Regions from separate parts of the Homo sapiens genome. Here region 2 is linked to region 1. A link is an interaction called in ENCODE POLR2A ChIA-PET data of the cell type or tissue named here. Cell type or tissue: IMR-90. All regions are shown on one strand. Links, peaks and the distances in the headings refer to the core of each region. The heading gives the core; the rest is flanking DNA.

What was found. ChIA-PET counts read pairs that join two places held together with the same protein. Peaks named below come from ENCODE experiments on the same cell type or tissue, not always from the same donor. Only the 100,000 strongest peaks of a DNase experiment are listed, where the experiment ranks them.
Region 2: POLR2A ChIA-PET joins it to region 1 with 7 read pairs; 2 of 35 experiments call an interaction of 5 or more read pairs at or near these places.

What each region holds. Positions count from the first base shown.
Region 1 is chr6:134,100,457-134,106,428 of GRCh38, reverse strand. The region is part of intron 2 of LOC124901404 (a long non-coding RNA gene); the gene reads right to left. Among named protein-coding and RNA genes, the nearest start is that of SLC2A12, 51 kb to the right of the region's middle. In IMR-90, for the core only: no CTCF peak of the experiment used is centred there; no DNase peak of the experiment used is centred there.
Region 2 is chr6:133,619,213-133,625,184 of GRCh38, reverse strand. The region is part of intron 4 of TARID (TCF21 antisense RNA inducing promoter demethylation); the gene reads left to right. Among named protein-coding and RNA genes, the nearest start is that of EYA4-AS2, 170 kb to the right of the region's middle. In IMR-90, for the core only: no CTCF peak of the experiment used is centred there; DNase peaks (open chromatin) are centred at 1,874 and 3,254; H3K27ac peaks cover 3,157 bases.

The DNA of each region.
Region 1 (5,972 bases), core at 410-5,409:
AGAGCAAAACAGCAGGAAAAATATATGTCCTGGTGAAATACAGATAGGCTAGAAAGGGCTTCTGAGTCCTTTCTCATATGAAGCTACAGAGAATGTGCTTTTTCACTCTTAATGAGCTTCATTGACATGTGTGGAGTATATATGCCCCGGAAAGCCATTCAGATCTCAGGGTTGGAAGCTTTTATGGGGTGCTGACCCTACAGGCATATCCTGCAATCAAACCAGCCATTGTAACTGAGACTCAGAACCTTGGCAATGAGAATGGGGGCACCTTATCTATCTTGATGTTTGTGCAAAGCAACCTGACAAGCTGGTATAGCATGGTCCACTGCTCTAGGTGTAAACAACAAAATCATCAATCACTAACATAAAGAACATTCTAAGGGCCACATTCCCAGGGGTTGGCCAAAGGCCAATCTTGGTTCCAGACTCCCTTGAAGGCATGCAAAGAGTAAGCAACCAGATCTGTGATCTCTCTCTCTCTCTGTCCCTCCCTCTGTCAATAGCCCTCTGAATCTGTGGGTTCCACATCCATGGATTCAGTCAACTTAGGATCAGAATTTTTTTTTAGTTGCATCTGTACTGAATATGTACAGACTTCTTGTCGTTATTTCCTAACAATTCAGTATAAAAACAACTGCTTACGTAGTATTACATTGTATTAGGTATTATAAGTAATCAAGAGATGATTTAAAACACACAGGAGGATATGCACAGGTTATATGTAAATTTATATCAGGGACTTGAGCTCGGTGGATTTTGGTATCCACAGGAGGTCCTGAAACCAATCCCCCATGGAGAATGAGGGACAACTATGTGTATATATACATTGAAAACAATGCCAGAAATGCAAATAGAAAAACAACAGTTTTCAGTAGGAGATCTTTAAAAAGTATTAATTTTAGTCTACAATGAAATGATGGAATATATGTAAAAACATTTAACAGGGATACATTTAAAAACTTTAAAACACAATTGGAAAGTTAATACAAAATCTCAAGTAGAAGTATGCAATTGCTTTTAGAAAATATTAATGTATTAATAGGCACTAGAATACAAGCAAAAATTATACTTCTGAAAAAAAAGTCACCAAATTCATTTTGTCAGTATTAATGGGACATGATATTTTAAGTGAAATTAATGTTATAAACAAAAGAATTCAGTGTACATAATGCCTTTGAAATCATCAAAGGCAAGAAGAAAGTCTTTGAGGAAAAACAAATTGTGTTTATGATATCTAATTGACACCAAATGGCAGTCTATTGATATTAATGCCAACTTGTCTACATAGAAAATACTAGAACTATTATGATTTTTCTCAACACAAAGTCTGTTCCACCTATGAGCCAAAGCTAAAAGTCAATATCAATTCTTTGTTTACGTTAGATATAACAGCACTATTTTTAAAAGAAAACGTGGCTGGACGTGGTGGCTCACGCCTATAATCCCAGCACTTTGGGAGGCCGAGGCCGGTGGATCACAACGTCAGGAGTTCCAGACCAGCCTGGCCAACATGGTGAAACCCTGCCTCTACTAAAAGTACAAAACTTAGCTGGGCAGGGTGGTGTGCACCTGTAATCCCAGCTACTTGGGAGGCTGAGGCAGGAGAATTGCTTGAACCTGGGAGGTGGAGGTTGCAGTGAGCCAAGATTGTGCCATTGCACTCCAGCCTGGGCAACAGAGCAAGACTTCATTTCAAAAAAAAAAAAGAAAAGAAAATGTTACTATATCAAAAGAACATCCTGGTCTCTTCAATGCAAGATGACCAGTGTTATCTGCAGAACTACTATAACTATGTAACTCAAATGACACATTTACAATTTAAATTGACTGTTGACCATAGTAAGGAATTCCATATTGATGGGCACCAACACAGAAGCTTTTCCTAAAACCTATGATAAATCTCATTGGAGTGCAGCATAATTTTGAGGGACAATTTCCTAGATGGATTTTTTAAAACTTTCTTTTAATTTTACAGAATAGATGTAACTTAGCCAAAATTGGTCACCAGTGGAGAATGTGGCTTCTCAAAATTAAAACTTATCAAAAGTGACATAATGTCTATAGTGTCACAAGAATGCCCAATCCAGTAACCATTTTTGAAGGAAAAAGTTATTGGAGCAAGTAAACTGAAACTATCAAAATGAATTTCCTTCCTATAAAAGAAATATATATAATAATTTTATAAGAAATTGTTATAGTCCAATGACTTTGGGTGCCCCATTACTCCAATTAAAATGTAGACTTTTATGTCAGTTGACTTGGTTTGCATAAAATATACAAGATGACACCATATTTCTGTAACTATTATCATCCCTTCCTCCAAGCGCATGCCCATATCCATGGCAGCTACAGCTTAATTCCTTGATGTGCCTAATCTTCCAAACAAAATGGTGAAGCTTTCTTCAGCAAAATTCCTAGAAAACGAAGAAGTTTAAGAGTAGTTTTGTGCTTATTTAGAGCTAGAGGACAGTGCAGAAAAACATATCTCCCAGAAATCTAAGCCTTATTTATTATTATTATTTTTTTAGACAGAGTCTCACTCTGTCACCAGGCTGGAGTGGAGTGGCGCGATCTCGGCTCACTGCAACCTCCACCTCTCGGGTTCAAGTGATTCCCCTACTTCAGCCTCCTGAGAGCCTTACTTTTTTCTAACAAATATCAGTAGGGGTGGAAAAGTTGCTTTCCTTCCTTCTAGTCTAACATAACAAGCACTACAGATTATCCAGTAACAAAAATATTTAGCACCTCTCCTGACAAAAATAACAGCCAGAGATAGGAATATGGTAACTGGAGAAGGGTGCCATCAATGAAACAGAAATTTCAAAGAATTCCTGGGAAATAGACATCATATGGGCATATATTGATGAAGTGTTCTGTGAAGAGAAGCCACAAACCAAAATAGCTGAGAGAGGGACATGTACACAGACTGGAGCTTTTTTCCTAATGGTGCGCCAGGGATACCCGCAGTTCCCAGCCTCTGTGGACAGCTTTAGGTGTAGCCACAAGGTCATGAAAGAACCCAGCACTCGGTGGTTACCCCAACTCACGCTCCCACTACCCTGAAAGACTAAATTTACTAATGTACAATTGCCAGACTGTATTTAACAATATAATTCAGACCCACAACCTGCAGCAATGTGCCCAGGAAACCAGCCCCCTTATCTACAATAAACAGCCCAGGAAGCCAGTTTGCTACCTCTGGTAACCGTCCAGGAAGCTAAACAAGAACTTCTGCCACAACTGGCACAAAATGTCCAGGACTTGGTTAGTAACTGGCAGCCTCCCTAATTTTTGTTCTCACTTCCAACTTAGGACCAACCTGAGAAAGCCAATTATATGCCCCCAGCCAATCACACGGGATGCCCCACTTCTCAATAGACACTTTCAGCTTCCCCCTGCCAACAGCCTGCAGTCAGGGCACACCTGAAGCCTTGTGTTTCCCCTCACTATGAAGCTTTTCTGCTCCTCTGCCTGCCTTGTAGTCTCTGCCAAACATAGGTGATGGTGGCTGACTTCCTTGCTACAGCAAGCTCTGGATAAATAGCTTCTGCTTTTCTCATTTAGTTGGTCTTTGTTTATTTCCACAACCCAGGCTGGGTGCAGTGGCTCACACCTGTAATCCCAACACTTTGGGAGGCCAAAGGGGGAGGATCCCTTGAGTCCTGGAGTTCAAGACCAGCCTGGGCAATGTAGGGGTACTCCACCTCTACAAAACAAACAAACAAAAAATTAGCTGGGTGTGGTGGCATGCACCTGTGCTCCCAGCTGCTTGGGAGGCTGAGGCAGAAGAATTGTTCGAGCCTGGGAGTTTGAGCCTGCAGTGAGCCATAATCCCGCCACTGCATTTCAGCCTGGGTAACAGAGCGAAAACCTGTCTCAAAAAAATAAAAAACAAAATAAAACAAAAATAAATAAAAATTAAAACATAGTTCCACAACCCCAAAACAGATCTCAAAGATAAGTGGGTTTCTGCTCTAGAGAGCTCCCACATGGAGGCCAACAGATGCAGATGAAAGCCCAAGGTAACTTCCAACTTGACCACAGGGCCCGGTGGGAATAAAAGTCAAGTTTGCTTCTCCTGAAAATGAAATGCAGCAAAGGCCTCCACTTCAGGAAAGTCTTTCCTTGGCAACAGTGAGGATTTGTTATGGCCTGCTCACTACCCATAAAGGCATCATAGGGTCTGTCTGACTGTCTGCCCAGCTTCTCCTCTCACACAGCTCTGGAGCTGGCTTCTCACTGAGACTGTTCTGTTCTATGATTTATAATTTACATTAAAAAATTTATTGGTATATAATAGCTGTACAGATTTTGGGGGCACATGTGATGTTTTGATACATGTATACAATGTGTAATGATCAAATCAGGGTAATCAGGATAGCTATCACTTCAATTATTTGTATTTTCTTTGTGTTGGGGACATAACAATTCTTATTTTTAGCTATTTCGAAATATACAATAAATTACTGTTAACTATAATTTCCCTACTGTACTATCAATTACCAGACTTATTCCTTCTATCTAAATATATTTTGGTACCCCTTAATCAACTTCTCTTTATCCCCCTCCCTCCCTCTTTCCTTCCCAGCTTCTGGTAACCACCATTTTACTCTCTACCTCCATGAGATCCAGAATTTAGCTCCCACATGTTAATGAGGATATGCGATATTTGTCTTTCTGTGCCTGGCTTATTTCACTTAACATAATGACCTCCAGTTCTATTCATGTTGTTGCAAATGACAGGATTTTGTTCTTTTTCGTGGCTGAATAATATTCCACTGTCTTTATCCATTCATCTGTTGATGGACACTTGGGTTGATTCCATATCTTGGCTATTGTGAGTAGGGCTGCAATAAACATGCAAGTGTCCACGGGTCTGAGAAGCTCGCCGGGCAGCAATCTCGGCTAGGAACCCGACATCAAGCTGATGGATGAGATGGTGATAATCATGGGGGGGCAAGATGGAGGCCACAACTTTCAAGCGGTTCATGGAGATGTGTGTCTGCGGCTACCTGGCTGTGCGGTGAGATATCTCTTTGATATACTGATTTCCTTTCTTTTGGATATATATTCAGCAGTGGGATTGATGGATCATATGGTAGGTATAGTTTTAGTTCTTTGAGGAACCTCCATACTGTTTCCCATAATAGCTGCACTACTTTACAACCCCACCAACAGTGTACAAGTGTTCGCCTGTCTCCACATTCTCACCAGCATTTGTCATTTTTTGTCTTTTTGATAATAGCCATTCTAACTAGAATGAGATGATATCTCACTGTGCTTTTGATTTGAGTTTTCCTGATGATTAGTGACACTGAGCATTTTTTATATACTTGGACATTTCTATGACTTCTTTTGAGAAATGTCTATTCATGTATTTTGCCCATTTTAATAAGATTATTATTATTATTATTTTGCTATTGAGTTGTTGAGTTGTTGGAATTCCTTATATATTCCAGTTATTAATTTCTTTTTTTTTTTTTTTGACGGAGTCTTGCTTTGTTGCCCAGGCTGGAGTGCAGTGGTGCGATCTCCGCTTACTGCAAGCTCCACCTCCCGGGTTCACGCCATTCTCTCGCCTCAGCCTCCTGAGTAGCTGGGACTACAGGCACCCGCCACCACGCCCAGCTAATTTTTTTGTATTTTTAGTAGAGACGGGGTTTCACCATGTTAGCCAGGATGGTCTCGATCTCCTGACCTCGTGATCCGCCTGCCTCGGCCTCCCAAAGTGCTGGGATTACAGGCGTGAGCCACCCTGCCCGGCCCAGTTATTAATTTCTTGTCAGATGAATAGTTTGCAAATATTTTCTTACTTAAACTTGGACAGTGTGATATATATATGAAGTGTGAAGGCCCTAGGATAGGTTATTTGACATCTGAAGCATGTTTTCCCTAATCAAGAATACATGCTCCAGAAGTGGTTAGCATTTGAAACACTCTAATCAGGCAGCCTCCCTGCAGAGGCTACT
Region 2 (5,972 bases), core at 498-5,497, 480 kb after region 1:
ATGCTTTTAATGTTGGTGTCCTCCGAGGATTCCAACATTGTACATAGCTAATGATTCCATAGCACCCAACAATATTTTATTTAGTGTCTATTTATAACCCCAAGCATATAAATAAATGATAATGCTATGTGAGAAGTTCAATAATGAAAGTATCTTCAAAATAAAGAGAAAACCTAGAGAAGGGGGAATAATTAATAATTATTACTAACAATTTTGGGATTGAGATGTCTCAAGAAGACTTACTGGGAGAGTAATTTGGGCAAAATATTGTTGGAGCATAAATTTTGATGGAAATAAGAATGGTGGAAGGTGAGTATGTCAGTTAGGCTTCCATCCTGCAACAATAATAGAGAACCCAAATTAACCAAACAGACAAGGGTTCATTTTTCTAATATAGTCAGGAAGTTTTTTTTCAGTAGATCCACTATCAGGGCCAGCGTCTCTGCAATTTTAATGCCCTTTTTTCATGGTCACAGAATGGCTGCTCTAGCTCTAGTCATCTTATCTTTATTTTTAAGTCAGGAAAAAGGAGGAAGAGGGGAAGTGGAAGCCACTAACATATCTTTTTCCCTTTCCTAAGGATAACAAAAGCCTTTTTTTAGAAGTGCCTTCACTGATTCTGCTTGTAATTCTCTCTTCAGCTGGCATTGTATCACATGGCAGCCCCTAATCCAAAGGGAGGTTGGGGAAGTGACAGTTTAGCTTTTCAGGTTCTATTTCAGAGTAATAAAGGAGAATAACAGTTGGGAATGAATATCAGATTGAAACCTGTGTCTGCAACATGAGCTTTGAGAGAGAAGCAGATTCTATATCATGAGGATTTTCGGTTTTCTTTTTATATGGGAGGTTAAGGACTTTTAATTTTACCTTGTAGAGAAAAGGGGGTCCAGTGGTTAGTTTTGAGAGGTGTGATCAAACATGAATATTTGAATAAAGAGTTGCTTAATGGATTGATAAGAGAGGCACACTCAGGAAAGCCTTATAAATGTGAAAGTTGTTTGAAAGAAAATGAATAGGAACAAACCATTGTACAAACATTGATCTTTCTAGCTCTGGGTGCACACAGTAATTCCATATTTGAGGATGAAAGGATATAATCACACACACATGCACACACAGAAACACACACACAACATCCATGTACTTCCCATGCAAGTTATAGAGCTAGATCCCTACTTAATTTTGTTCATCATCATAGTTAATTTGTCAATTTCCAAGTGGGCAATCAGTTTATTTTCTGGTTCATGGCTCCATCTTTATTCAGTTCCCTTGGAAGGAGCCCTTTGATTACTATACTTGTTTGCAAATGAACTCTTAAAAAATATGACTCAGAAGCAGCTCAGTTCCCTAGTTCTATGTGTTAGAGTGGAAGCCAATCATTGTCTTTTTCATTATTGTGTTTGTAATCCAATAGGAGTATTCATTACAATCACACAGGAGCCGGCTAAAATGAACAGTTTTTCCTCATCCTACCACGAGTTAGAAAATTAGTAAGAACAGAAAAGATTCTGGCATAAAATGTGAAAGAAGGACTTTCCCCAGACTGTTTCTATTTTTTAAAAAATAACCATTTCTCAGACTCAATCTCCGAAGCGGAACTGCTCATTTCACTTTCTAAAATATGGAAAATCACAGATGAGTTTAAGGAGTAAAAGAGCACTGCACTTACTAAATAAGTGTACAGGAATAAAAGCATAAAGGAAAAATGTAGTTAAACACAATTGCTTCCATTTCAAATGAAAGAAAAGAGGTGAAGAGTCCTTTGGTGAGTCAGGAGAATGCCAAAAGAAACGTCTATGAATGGGAGCTGGGCAAAGGAGTCAGTGGAAGTCCCCTGGGTAGCACTGGAGTGGGATGTGCCTGAGGTCTCCACAGACAGGCATTCTCTGAAAAAAAAAAAAAAAAAAAAAAAAAAAAAGGTATGAGCAGAATGTGAAGCAAACTGCCAAACTGCACAATGGGTCAAGAGGGAGTTGGACAGAGTTTTGGACACAACAAGAAAATACACAGCTGCTCCCAAGATTTTTAAGCTGAGGATGAGGAGTTAGTGTGTAAATGAACTGGTATTTCCTGGGCAGGCCTGCACTGAGATCTTGTCTTCTCCAAGTCCCAAGTGTTGCACTATTTTTGCTTGAACTCTTACCTCTACATAAGCGTGTGTCTTTACCTGCTATATCTAAGAATTAGTACGACCTTATCTTGATATTAATGAGATTTTCACTGCACTTCTTGATCTGTTTTTCTGTCACCTTGGTGCTGGTCAATCCTTGCAGGACTTTGAATTACAGTGTAGAAATGGGGAGAGGAAAGGGTATCTATTTTTATTGATTTCATATATCTATACCTATATCTATATTTTATTCTCCAAACAACAATAAGCTTGTGAGGTAAATATTATTGTCATCATCATTTGCATATTAATAATGATGAAATGGGGATGCAAAGAGGTTAAGCAACCTAACAGAAACAAGCACCAAAAAAAAAAAAAAAAAAAGAATCACAAAAGCAGATGCCCTGCTTAGGAGCCAAGCTCTGTGCTGGAGAGGCATGGCTGAGGTCTCACTTCTGGGACCAGGAAGGTTCTGGTTATGCATCTCCAATAACTTAAAAAGGGTTCATGGGGCTTCAGTGGACCAGTGGTATTTACTGGGCTCTCACCGTGTGTACAGGACATAATGAACAAGTGCTAGGGGAGAAAAGTAGAAAGCAAATTAGAGCACCTTCTACCTAGCTGTTTAAAATATGAATAATGTATAAATATGTTTGAATATGAAAGAACAAGGATGAAGTGCTGATTATTTGCATTCATACTAAGGGTGGCATGTGTGCCAACTGCTGAGAAAGTGGAACAAGGTGAGATAATTCCACCTTTCAGAGGCATGTTTATTCTTGTGTATGGCTCTTTTTCTCCCCATCTATAATGCTTGCTTCACTCAATGCTTTTTTGAATATTCTTCAGAGTTTGGTTCTTTGAGAAAAAAATCTTTCCTCGCAATGTCAGCCTAAATTCATGTTTTCCTTTTATAATTCCCAGTTGGATTCATTTTGTGTGCCCTCTGCTCTGATTTAAAATTTAACTTAGACTGCAACTTCTGCTTTGCATTGGCAAATAATCATTATCCCTGTTAAAATGAACTGTAGAAATGCTGCTGTCAGAATTTGCAATAGGTAGCTGTGTGAAACAGTGTGATACTATGTGAACTTGAAACAGAATGAGGCAGGGTTTCCTCAGATTTCTTCTCTTGCTTTAGAAATGTTGAACACTTCTCATTCTGGCACACAGGATGGGAGTAAGGGGTGAATCACATAGTCTGACTCTCCCTAATATAACTTTGCTATAGCATTTACTATCCTTTCTTCTTTACACTAGGGAAAGCATGTCTGTAATGAGAATTTCTTCTTTCTTGTTCATCATATACAATAGGTAGAGATTCAGTGACCTCTGATCATGGTGCAGGAGCCACTGAAGGACACACTATCTCTTTCAGCCATGGTCTTGTGGCTTCTGTGGAGGAAAATGATTTTCCTCCTGAGAATGATCCTCAGATGGACCCAGATGCATATTTGAACAAAACTGTAGCCTTTAACTTGGAAGGGGGATGACTGTTTAAAAGTTCTTAATATTGAGTTTGGGTTGTTATCACTCATTATTTATGTGAGCATATAGACATAAGAAAGTCTTCAGGCTCCTGGCCAGGCATGATGGCTCACACCTGTCATTGCAGCACTTTAGGAGGCTGAGGCGGGAGGGTCACTTGAGCTCAGGAGTTCAAGACCAGCCTAGGCACATAGTAAGACTCCAACTATACAAAAAATAAAACAAGTTAGTCAGGCATGGTGGTACACATTTGTGGTCCCAACTACTTGGGAGGCTGAGGAAGAAGGATTGCTTGAGCCAAGGAGGTTGAGGCTGCAGTGATCTGTGATCAGGCCATTGCACTCCAGCTTGGGTGACAAAGTGAGACCCTGCCTAAAAACAAAGAAACTCTTCAAGATCCTGATAATTAGTCCTATAACTATATGCTTTGTCTACTGAAAGGACTTTGAAGTTTCCAAAGCAGGGATCCTACGCTGGGCCATTTGCCATGAAAAATGGGACCCAGCAGCAGTTTAGTCCTAGAGCCTACAAGTGCCAGTCACTGGGGTCTTCCCTGAGACTCTCTTAAGGATACAGATGGAATCTACTAAACTTAAGGAATTTCAGCACTCTTAAGTTCCCATTGTTGATTAATTGAGATATTTACGAGAGTCTGAGAAACTTCAGAATCTAGAACTACCTTTATTTTGTATTAACACAGTATGTTTTAGAGAGCTGATATAGAGCTCCCAGTGCTTCACCACGTTGGATATAATGTTTAACCAGAAATAGACCTGGAACCATAACAAATTCATAGGATTTTCTTTTCCTTTTTTGAATAGGGGTGCTTTTCTTCTTTTTTAATTTTTTTAATTATGCTTTAAGTTCTGGGATAAATGTGCAGAACGTGCAGGTTTGTTACAGAGGTATACATGTGCCATGGTGGTTTGCTGCACCTATCAACCCGTCATCTACATTAGGTATTTCTCCTAATGCTATCCCTCCTTTAGCCTACCAGCCCCCCACAGACCCCAGTGTGTGATGTTCCCCTCCCTTTGTCCATGTCTTCTCATTGTTCAACTCCCACTTTTGAGTGAGAACATTCAGTGTTTGGTTTTCTGTTCCTGTGTTAGATTGCTGAGAATGATGGTTTCCAGCTTCATTCATGTCCCTGCAAAGGACGTGAACTCATCCTTTTTTATGGCTGCATAGTATTTTATGCTATATTTGTGCCACATTTTCTTTATCCAGTCTATCATTGGTAGGCATTTGCGTTGGTACCAAGTCTTTGCTATTGTGAAGTGCTGCAATAAACATACGTGTGCATGTGTCTTTATAATAGAATGATTTATAATCCTTTGGGTATATACTCAGTAATGGGATTGCTGGGCCAAGTAGTATTTCTGGTTCTAGATCCTTGAGGAATCGCCCCACTGTCTACCACAATGGTTGAACTAATTTACACTCCCACCAATAGTGTAAAAGCATTCCTATTTCTCCACATCCTCTCCAGCATGTTATTTCCTGACTTTTTAATGATCACCATTCTAACTGGCATGAGGTGGTGGTATCTCATTGTGGTTTTGATTTGCATTTCTTTAATGACCAACGATGATGATTTTTTTTTTCATATGTTTGTTGGCCGCATGCATGTCTTCTTTTGAGAAGTGTCTGTTCATATCCTTCGCATGCTTTTTGATGGGGTTATTTTTTTCTTGTAAATTTGTTTAAGTACTTTGTAGATTCTGAATATTAGCCCTCTGTCAGATGGATAGATTGCAAAATTTTTCTCCCATTCTGTAGGTTGCCTGTTTACTCTGATGATAGCTTCTTTTGCTGTGCAGAAGCTCTTTAGTTTAATTAGATCCCATTTATCAATTTTGTCTTTTGTTGCCATTGCTTTCAGTGCTTTAGTCATGAAGTCTTTGCCCATGCCTATGTCCTGAATGGTATTGCCTAGATTTTCTCCTAGGGTTTTTATGGTTTTAGGTCTTATGTTTAAGTATTTAATCCATCTTGAGTTAATTTTTGTATAAGGTGTAAGGAAGGGGTCCACTTTCAGTTTTCTGCATATGGCTTGCCAGTTTTCCCAACACCATTTATTAAATAAGGAATCCTTCCCCCATTGCTTACTTTTACCAGATTTGTCAAAAATCAGATGGTTGTAGATGTATGGTGTTGTTTCTGAGGCCTCCGTTCCATTCCTTTGGTCTATATATCTGTTTTGGTACCAGTACCATGCTGTTTTGGTTACTGTAGCCTTGTAGTATAGTTTGAAGTCAGGTAGCATGATGCCTCCAGCTTCGTTCTTTTTGCTTAGGATTGTCTTGGCTATACAGGGTCTTTTTGGTTCCACATGAAATTTAAAGTAGTTTTTTCTAATTCTGTGAATAAA